Regions from separate parts of the Homo sapiens genome. Here region 2 is linked to region 1. Evidence: chromatin loops called from intact Hi-C (ENCODE). Cell type or tissue: endothelial cell of umbilical vein. All regions are shown on one strand. Links, peaks and the distances in the headings refer to the core of each region. The heading gives the core; the rest is flanking DNA.

Evidence for each region. Hi-C counts contacts between places; a loop is a spot of excess contacts. Peaks named below come from ENCODE experiments on the same cell type or tissue, not always from the same donor. Only the 100,000 strongest peaks of a DNase experiment are listed, where the experiment ranks them.
Region 2: a loop joins it to region 1, with 2.1 times the contacts of the local background. A loop is called at or near these places in 2 of 110 quality-filtered maps.

What each region holds. Positions count from the first base shown.
Region 1 is chr6:15,960,012-15,964,407 of GRCh38, reverse strand. LOC105374949 (a long non-coding RNA gene) reads left to right here. Exons shown (of 4, transcript XR_926532.3): 2 at 471-619; 3 at 3,389-3,472. Among named protein-coding and RNA genes, the nearest start is that of LINC02543, 33 kb to the left of the region's middle. RefSeq lists enhancers at 1,642-1,711, 2,776-3,070. In endothelial cell of umbilical vein, for the core only: no CTCF peak of the experiment used is centred there; a DNase peak (open chromatin) is centred at 1,837; H3K27ac peaks cover 1,827 bases.
Region 2 is chr6:15,877,917-15,882,312 of GRCh38, reverse strand. No RefSeq gene overlaps it. Among named protein-coding and RNA genes, the nearest start is that of LINC02543, 110 kb to the left of the region's middle. RefSeq lists an enhancer at 2,006-2,055. In endothelial cell of umbilical vein, for the core only: no CTCF peak of the experiment used is centred there; a DNase peak (open chromatin) is centred at 2,202.

The sequences.
Region 1 (4,396 bases), core at 265-4,264:
TCACACCCACGAGCTAGAATCAACATTCTTTTCTGCTGACCCTAAATTTTTAAATAAAGCTTTTGCAAATCAGAAAATCCTTGAATCTACCTATGACTTATAGCCACTCCCCAAAATATCCCACCCCTTTAGTACAAAACCAAGGAATAAGTGCCATGTATTGATTTATAATTGTGCCTGTAACTTCTGCTTTCCTGAAATGTGCCCCTAACCTACAAGCCATCAGGGAGGTCAGGATTTAAGCATTGGCTGCATAGTCCTCCTTGCTTGGTGCCCGATAAATAAACACCTTTCTTTCTCCTGATGCAAAACTTGGTGTGGATATCTGGTCTTACCGCACTTGGCAAACAGACCCTAGTTTAGTTCTAAAACAAAAAAAAAAGGGACTCACATTTATATTTTATAGATGAAAGACTGAGGAAGAGAAAATAATCAGTTGTTTTTAAATTTGATTTCACATGTAATTTCAGACCCGCTTAACTGCTGCCTGAAACGTATTCAAAGAGATGAAAGTACAGAAGAGTTCTAGCCTAAAGCCCAACAGCAACCGTGGAGAGTCCAGGAACCAACTCATCAGCCCTGTCAGAGCTCATCAAAGATGAGATGTCTTCCAATTGTGGTGAGGTTCATGATTGTCTTGAAAACCAAAACACAGCCGAAAACAAAGACCACAGAGAAAAGTATGGCAGCTGAGCAAGCTGTGAACTGTTCCTGTTCAGAAACCTCCTGCAGGTTAACCAGAGTTGGAGCCTAATTCCATCACTTATAAAAGTGGAGCTGCTTCAGACCTTTCCGAGGAGCAGGAAGTGTAATGGCCAGGTCAAAAATCCCAGTTCTAAAACTGCCCAGACCTTGGGCAAAGAAATTACTTAATATCTCAGAACCTAGTTCTCTCATCTATAAGATGAAATTATTAATGTAACAATATGTATTCTTATAGGATTGCTGTAAGAATTAAATAGTGGTACAATATGCTAAATGTTTGCTATTATGTATATACCATGTGCTAGATATGCAGTTGCTGTTCCCGCCATGTACAAGATAAAGCACCTCTGAATTAGAGATGTTTGTATCTGTTGCATCTTTAATCCATCTCATAGACATGTCTACCACCTGGACACACACTTGCCTTGTCCAGTACAATTAACTCAAGCACTGTGGATCAAGACTGTTGCATGGTATTAGGTTAAATCTAGAAGTAAATGGAGGCTTATCACCAATGGGTGTCGGAATTCTCATATTCCTCAGGTTAAGAATAAAAATGTAGCACAGCTCCAGAAGACTTAACCTCATTCCAGATATGAATCCATGCCATGTGACAAGGTCAGAGCAATACGGTTTCACATAGGTAAATATAAATACCAATTAAAACAAGTAAATAAAGAAAGAGGAGAAAATACCCTTTGTTCTTATTGTTTTCCGTTTTGTGTTTTAGTTCAAAAATTTTCGAGGGTCTTCTGACTCTGGTGACTTAGGGTAGAAGGGACAATTCAGAGAGCTCCAAGAGGACATAGAAGAGCCTTGTCCCCTTGGGAGGCAATGGCTACCAAAATACTTAGTAACTAACTCGGTGCTTTTAGGGGGAAATTTGGGATTATGTCTGAAGAAAGCAGCAGAGGAGATCTACATTAAATAGGATGCTGGCGCTGAAATTTGGAGACTCTCCTTCAGTTCTTAAGGTTTAGAATTACCCAATAGGGCTTTCCTTCTCTCCTAACTAAAAAGACTCATTTCACAGCCTGATTTTTGAAATTCTTTCACATTTAATCACCTAGGAGTCAGGGCCTCTACAGCAGATCAGAACATTTGCAGGATGTTAATGACCATTTCCTGTTCATTTTTTGACTCTGCAGTGAAGGCTTTTGTTTCTGTAGCTTTTCCTGCCGTTGGCAGCCCTTACACACACACATACACACACACACACACACACACACACACACACTCACTCTCTCTCTCTCTTTCTCAGGGGTTAAAGTCAGCCTCTACTCTTTGTTGAGGGAAAGAATACATCTCTCTCTCTCTCTCTCTCTCTGTCATTCTCTTTTTAGAGGTTTTGGCCAATTCTGCTCTTCACCTCCATACTCCCTACAGACTGCTCCAAGCCACCCCCAGGAGATGCAGTGTTTGTGAAGTCAAACTACTGGGTAGGCCCGCCTTACCAGGGCAAATTATATCCTGTAGACACACACATGTTTGCATACACATACACAGTTTTGTCCAAATTATTTTTTTTAATTGCATAAAGGGCAGTCTCAAAGGGAAAAATGATCACAGAAGGGCAGCAGGTAGCCAGAAGGGTATGTCTGTCCTGTTACATGGCCTTGGTGGTGTGGTGCCCCACTGTTGAGAAGGAAGGGGAATTCCTACATTAGACTTACTTTTGACTCTAAAGCAAGAGAAGTGTGAATGTATAAGCCTTGAGACAATGAGCCCACACCCTCTTAGATTTTAGCACAGACAAAAGAAGGGAAACAATGAATTTCATTCAGAACAACAATGGATCTGATCCAATAGCTTGAGAAGGGGACATTTCAGAAGAGCAGGAGCTCATGGGACCTACCAAGGACAGACAGGACACTTTAGCTCTCATCAGAGTCACAGGGAGCAAGAGGGGAGTAGCCCACTGCTGGGTGCATACAGCACAACGCTAGCGAATAATGGAGAGAAAGCAGGATTACTCTATCTATTCACTTTCTATTTTCTCTACCAAGGGAAATAAACTTAAAGTAGAAAGGATAAGATGAACATTATTAAGAAAAAATAGGTCACAAGATAGTAGGAGGATTTCAGCCTTAAAGACTTCAAATTGACAGCTTTGTGGGGCCTTTTAGCTCAGCTGGAACTACATTTCCCAGAATCCCCTACCCTGCATGGTTCCCGGCAAGGGCCCAGCAAAGATACATTTGCACCACAGTTGGAAGCCAAAAGGGAAGTGGCAGCCTTGTTCTTTCCCCGCTCTGAAGGTGGGAGGAGGATCACCAGGGCATCTGAGGCATGCCGCTAGTCTGCTGGCTCATGTTGTGGGCCTGCAGAAGCAGCCAGATGATCCACTCCTTCAGCTCTCAGACCCAGGCAGCACATGTTTAGGTCCTTGAGCCAAAGGGGCCAGACTTGGAGACAACACAAGGCAGAAGATGGCTCCAGTCTGTCCTCACTTCCCTGCTCTGCATCTGCCTTGCCACCCTGACCCGCTGCCCTGCAGAATTCAGACTCCAACACCAGATGTAAGACAAGCGTCCGCAAGTGCCTGAAGTCAAATCCCTAGAATGAATTCTTGATTCCACCTAGTATTTGTGTTTCAGTTTGAATCCCAATGGATATAGATTATAACCCAAGGAACTAGAGAAGTTGCAATTGTAATGATGAACTTCTTTTGATTTTATTTCAGAAATCAGCTCAGCACAGAAGAGATGAGCGTGTGTACTACTTTCCAAAAGAGGAAGTGGATTCAGAAAACTACTTATTTTGATGGGTCAGTGAGAAAACAACAAAAACAACAACTCTGTAAACTACTTAGAGGTTTATTCTGAGTGAATATGAGTGACCATGGCATGGAGAACAGTATCAACAGGTTCTGAGAAAGTATGCCTGAAGTGGTCAGGTTACAGTTTGGTTTTTATGTTTTAGGGATACAGGAACTGTAAGTAAAATCATAAATAAGTGCATTAAAAATGTACATTGGTTCAGCCTAAAGAGCCTGGATGTTTTGAAGGTGAAGTGAGGCTGACAGGTTGTAAGTGGATTCAAAGATTTTCTGATTGTCACTTGGTTAAGAGTTAAGCTTTGTAAAGCCTTGAAGTCAGTAAAAAAGAATGCTTGAGTTCTAAGGGTAGCTGTGGAGACCAAGGTTCTTGTTACGTAGGTGAAGCCTCCGGGTAACTGCTTTCAGAGAGAATAGGTGGTAAATGTCTCCTTTTGGACCCTTAAAGGGGTCAGAGTCTTAATCTCCTCTAGACCTGGGAAAGGCTGAACCGTATTAAGCGAGATTCTCTGCAGTTCTCTGCAGTTCCCCCCAAAAGATGGCTTCACAGTGCCATTTCAAAATATGTCAAAGAAATATATTTGGTAGTAAAATATTTTTATTTCCTTCAGTCTGCCATGTGATGCTACACCAGAGTCAGGCTGGAATTTGGAATTTTATTGCCACGAAGAGTCTGTTGTGTCAGTCTTATGATGTCTGTTTTAATGTTAATGCTGGTCAGTGCTGCCTGAACTCCTAAAGGGAGGGAGTACGATGAGGTGTGTCCAACCTCCTTTTCCATCATGGCCAGGAATTTGGTTTTCAGACTTCTCTGGGATCCCCTTGGCCCATAGGGGGATTCATAATTGGTTAGGGGGCTTAGGATTTTATTTTTGTTTTACAGATTTTAGTCCCCCCAAATTCTCAAATAGAATT
Region 2 (4,396 bases), core at 134-4,133, 82 kb after region 1:
TTTTGATTTTATAATTGGAAGACTAATAACTTTTTAGAAGGTCTTGTAAATGAAAACACAAGATAAAAAACTCTCAGAGTGGCTGAGCACAATGGCTCATGCCTGTTATCCCAGCATTTTGGGAGGCTGAGGTGGGAGGATCACTTGAGTCCAGGAATTCAAGACTAGCCTGGGCCATATAGTGAAACCCCATTTCTGCCAAAAATTAGAAACTTAGCTGGGCGTGGTAGCATGCACCTGTCGTCCCAGCTACTCAGGAGGCTGAGGTAGGAGGATTGCTTGAGCCCGGGATGTCGAGGCTGCAGTGAGCTGTGATTGTGCCACTGCACTCCAGTGTGGGCAACAGAGCAAGACCCTGTCTCAAGAAAAACAACTCTTAGAGAGACCTCAGATTCCAGTTTGAGAAACAGTGGAAGCCATTTTTCCTGGGAAACCTCTGGTAGATGTTATGTACAACCTGGACCCAGACCATTGACCTGTCAGCCCAGCAGCCGTGCCCTAAGATGCCACTGTTCTTAGGTAGTCCCTTCACTATTAATAACTCTAAAGACACTGAGGCATTGGAGAAGTGGACAAAGACTGATACGTTGTGAGGGCTGGAGGGCAAAGAGAGAAAAACTTGCCACTTGGAATGCAGCTAGAGCGGAGCATGACTGTGGAACGACCCTGAGTTGGAAGACAGCTGCTGTGAGCAGAGTGGGAGAAAGAGAGGGGTACTCCTTTTTGGGGGCTGCTGCTGCAAGACACCAAGAACTAACTGGGCAACTTAAAACATCAGAAATGTATTCTCTCACAGTCCTGGAGGCTGGGAGTCTGAAATCAAGGTGTCAGCAGAGCCATCCTCTCTCTGATGGCTCTAGGAATGGAGCCTTCCATGCCTCTTCCAGTTCCTCATGTTTGCTGGCTATCCCTGGTGTTCCTGGGCTTGTAGAGGCATCACCCCAGCCACATGGCCGTCTTCTTCCTGTGTGTCATCACATCCTCTTTCCTCTGCACATCTGCCTCTGCGTCTCTGCTCCTCTTCTTAAACCAGTCTAAATTAGTTCAACCATTGTGGAAAGCAGTGTGGTGGTTCCTCAAAGAACTAAAAACAGAACTACCATTTGACCCAGCCATCCCATTATTGGATCTATACCCGAGGGAATATAAATCATTCTACCATAAAGACACATGCACGCATGTGTTCATTGCAGCACTATTCACAATAGCAAAGATACGGAATCAACCTAAATGCCCATCAACGGTGGACTGAATAAATAAAATGTGGCACATATACACCATGGAATACTATGCAGCCATAAGAAGAGAATAATATTATGTCCTTTGCAGGAACATGGATAGAGCTGGAGGCCTTATCCTAAGGGAACTAACGCAGGAACAGAAAACCAAATACTTCATGTTCTCACTTATAAGTGTGAGCTAAATAATGAGGACACAGAGATACAAAGAGGGGAACAACAGACACTGAGGCCCCCTTGAGGGAGGAGGGTAGCAGGAGGGAGAGGTTCAGAAAAAAAAAAACAGGTACTATGCTTAGTACCTGGGTGATGCAATAATATATACCAAACCCCCACGACATGAGTTTACCCATAAAACAAACCTGTATGTGTACCCCTGAACATAAAAGTTAAAAAAAAGAAAAGAACACCAGTCATATGGGATTAGGGCTCACCCACATGTCCTCATATTAACTTGATTACCCCTGTAAAGACCCTATCTCTAAATAAGGTCACATGCTAAGATACTGAGGGTTGGAGCTTCAGCTTGTACCAAGAGCAGGTTGGGAGAAACCTGGGTGGGTAAAGAGGTGGGAAAACCAAAACCAGAAGAGGGAATGGAGAGGCTGCCAAATCTCTTCAATCCACCCTACAGTGGTGTGCAGAGTCGCCTGGACTCATCTCATTAGGACAGAATGAGAATCTCACTTTATACACCACAAAACACCACAGAGCCCAATTGTTCGCCTTTAGACTGTTGTGCAGATGCAGCTCCAGCACATGGGGCACACAATTTAAAGCACAAAGCAAGACAGACTTTCTCTGTTATTAACAGAAGTCTCTGGAAAGAGCTACTCTTGATGTGACGAACTCACAGAGGTGAAAATGTCCTTCTAGGGCGATGGCTCAGCAGAGGCTGGCGATCGGCCAGGAAAGCACATCTGGTGCCGCTCAACCGGATGCCCTGGGTGGGTGATATTTACAGTAAAATACAGCAGCTCTAATGAAATTTCCACAGTGGTTACTTGGCAAATTGATGGTTTTGTTGAGATAAGGAGAAAGATGGGACGAGGGGGGAAAGGGGGAGAGCCAAACTGAGAAAAACACACACACACACACACACACACAGACCATTTTAGTCATTAGGAAAGAAAGTTGTGAGCATACCAGTCAGGGCACTTGTGATTTAAGTCAGAAAACGGTTTTGATTTAAGTTGGAATTCAGCTTTGAGGGCATGGGATGACCTGGCCTTATAATCCCATAGATTTGAAAGTGATTGCGGATTTATAGACACTCACTGCACACATAGCCTGAGAGCACAGACTCTGCTTTCAAGGGGCGTGTGATGTTTTAAAGAAAGTTCAAAGTGCTGCTAGAAATGTGTCTAAAACAGACAAGTGACTCTGAGGACACATTCATTTTTTATTGAGAGTCCGGCTAAACATGTAGTTGTGACAAGATGTTAAAAACCGTTATTTAATCATGTGTTCCCTCCCTTATGTTCATGCTGGGAACATGCCTGGGTGAAATCATGGAAACACCACACCCAAGATTCTGTTGTTAAAGCACTGATGACTTCTGACCCAATCATAAAGTTGACAGCAAAACCAGCTTATTTTTCAGAGTTCAAAAGAACAATCCTGTAATCTGTAAGATGTTTGAGAAAAAGTCCTAGTCTTAATGTTCTTTTTCTTTAAGCTCTTTGTGGAAGTAAGCTGGTTATAACTAATAGAGAAATAAAGAACAACTCATAACTCTTCCCCTAAATACTGATTCCAGTGACTTCCATGCTGAAAGAGCATCCACGGGTTTAAAAACTCTGTTCAAGGAACAGTGCCAGGTACCAAGGATACAGGAGGTATAACACAGACCCTAACACAGACTCCAATTGCAAGGGATCTGCACTTCATTTATCCATTCATCCTTCACCAATCCATTCAAACAGCCAACGTTTGTTGAAGATTTGCCATGTGCCACCTTTCTTTCACCAGGGAGATGGAGGTCCAGAAGGAAAATCTTTCCCGTCAAGGAGGCTCAGAGTCTATTGGGAAGAAAAACAGGTAACAATTATGCTGCTTCTTCAGAACCAGGTCTACAGGTGACCACCAAGAACTGTGGTCTGTGAGTAACTACTAAGGAAGGAGAAAGCACTTGTGGAAAAGCCAGCCTCAGTATTAAGGCAGACTCTGTGGAGGGCCAGATGAATGGCGAGGACTGTAAGTGTTCTCAGAGACAGAAGAGGGGGGTATTCAGCACATCTAGAATATTAATATATTGAGCTTCCAAGTATATTGGAGAAGAAAATAGAAAATTTAAAGGAATTTTATAACTACACTTTATGGGTAAATATTCCATTTCTCTCATTTTTCCCTACAATCACAACTGTATCAAATATAGTTCCCTAGACCGTGCATGGTGGCTCATGCCTGTAATCCCAGCACTTTGGGAGGCCGAGGCAGGTGGAATGCTTGAGCTCAGGAGTTTGAGACCTGCCTGGGCAATGTAGCGAATCCCCATCTCTACAAAAAATACAAAAATTAGCCAGGTGTGTGGCGCATGTCTGTAGTTTCAGCTACTGTGGGGGCTGAGGTGGGAGGATCACTTGAGCCTGGGAGGTGGAAGTTGCAGTGAGCCGAGATTGTGCCACTGCACTCCAACCTGGGTGACGGAGTGAGACCCGCTCTCAAAAAACAAAACAAAACAAAAAAACACTTTTTAAAAAATAGTTCCTATAACAAGACCTGAAACCCTTCAGTGATTTGGGATGGGAGCGTGAATGCTAGGAATGGGAAAAGGATGGATCTAGTTGAAAATAAACATGAAACAAGGCTCTCAGAGATGACTTCTCTTAAGTCCATATTGGAACCCCCAGAACACTTTCTCTCCACTCCTTTCCTGATGACTGACCCTCTTGAGAGCTCTCTCCTTGTCTATTCTCCTTCCTGGACAACGATCAGCTTGGCCTGGCTTTATTAGCACTTATAGTGAATTCTTCATCTGAAAACTACCAATGAACTACCAACCCTGTCTGCCATAATAAGCCAACAGCCCTGTCTTGGTTATAGACAGCTAATATCATCTGCACTTAAAGTCTCTGCTCCAGGAGATAGCCTCAGTCTTCTCCATATCCTATGATGAGAGATGGATGAGAGCCCTTTAAAATAAATGTATCTACACA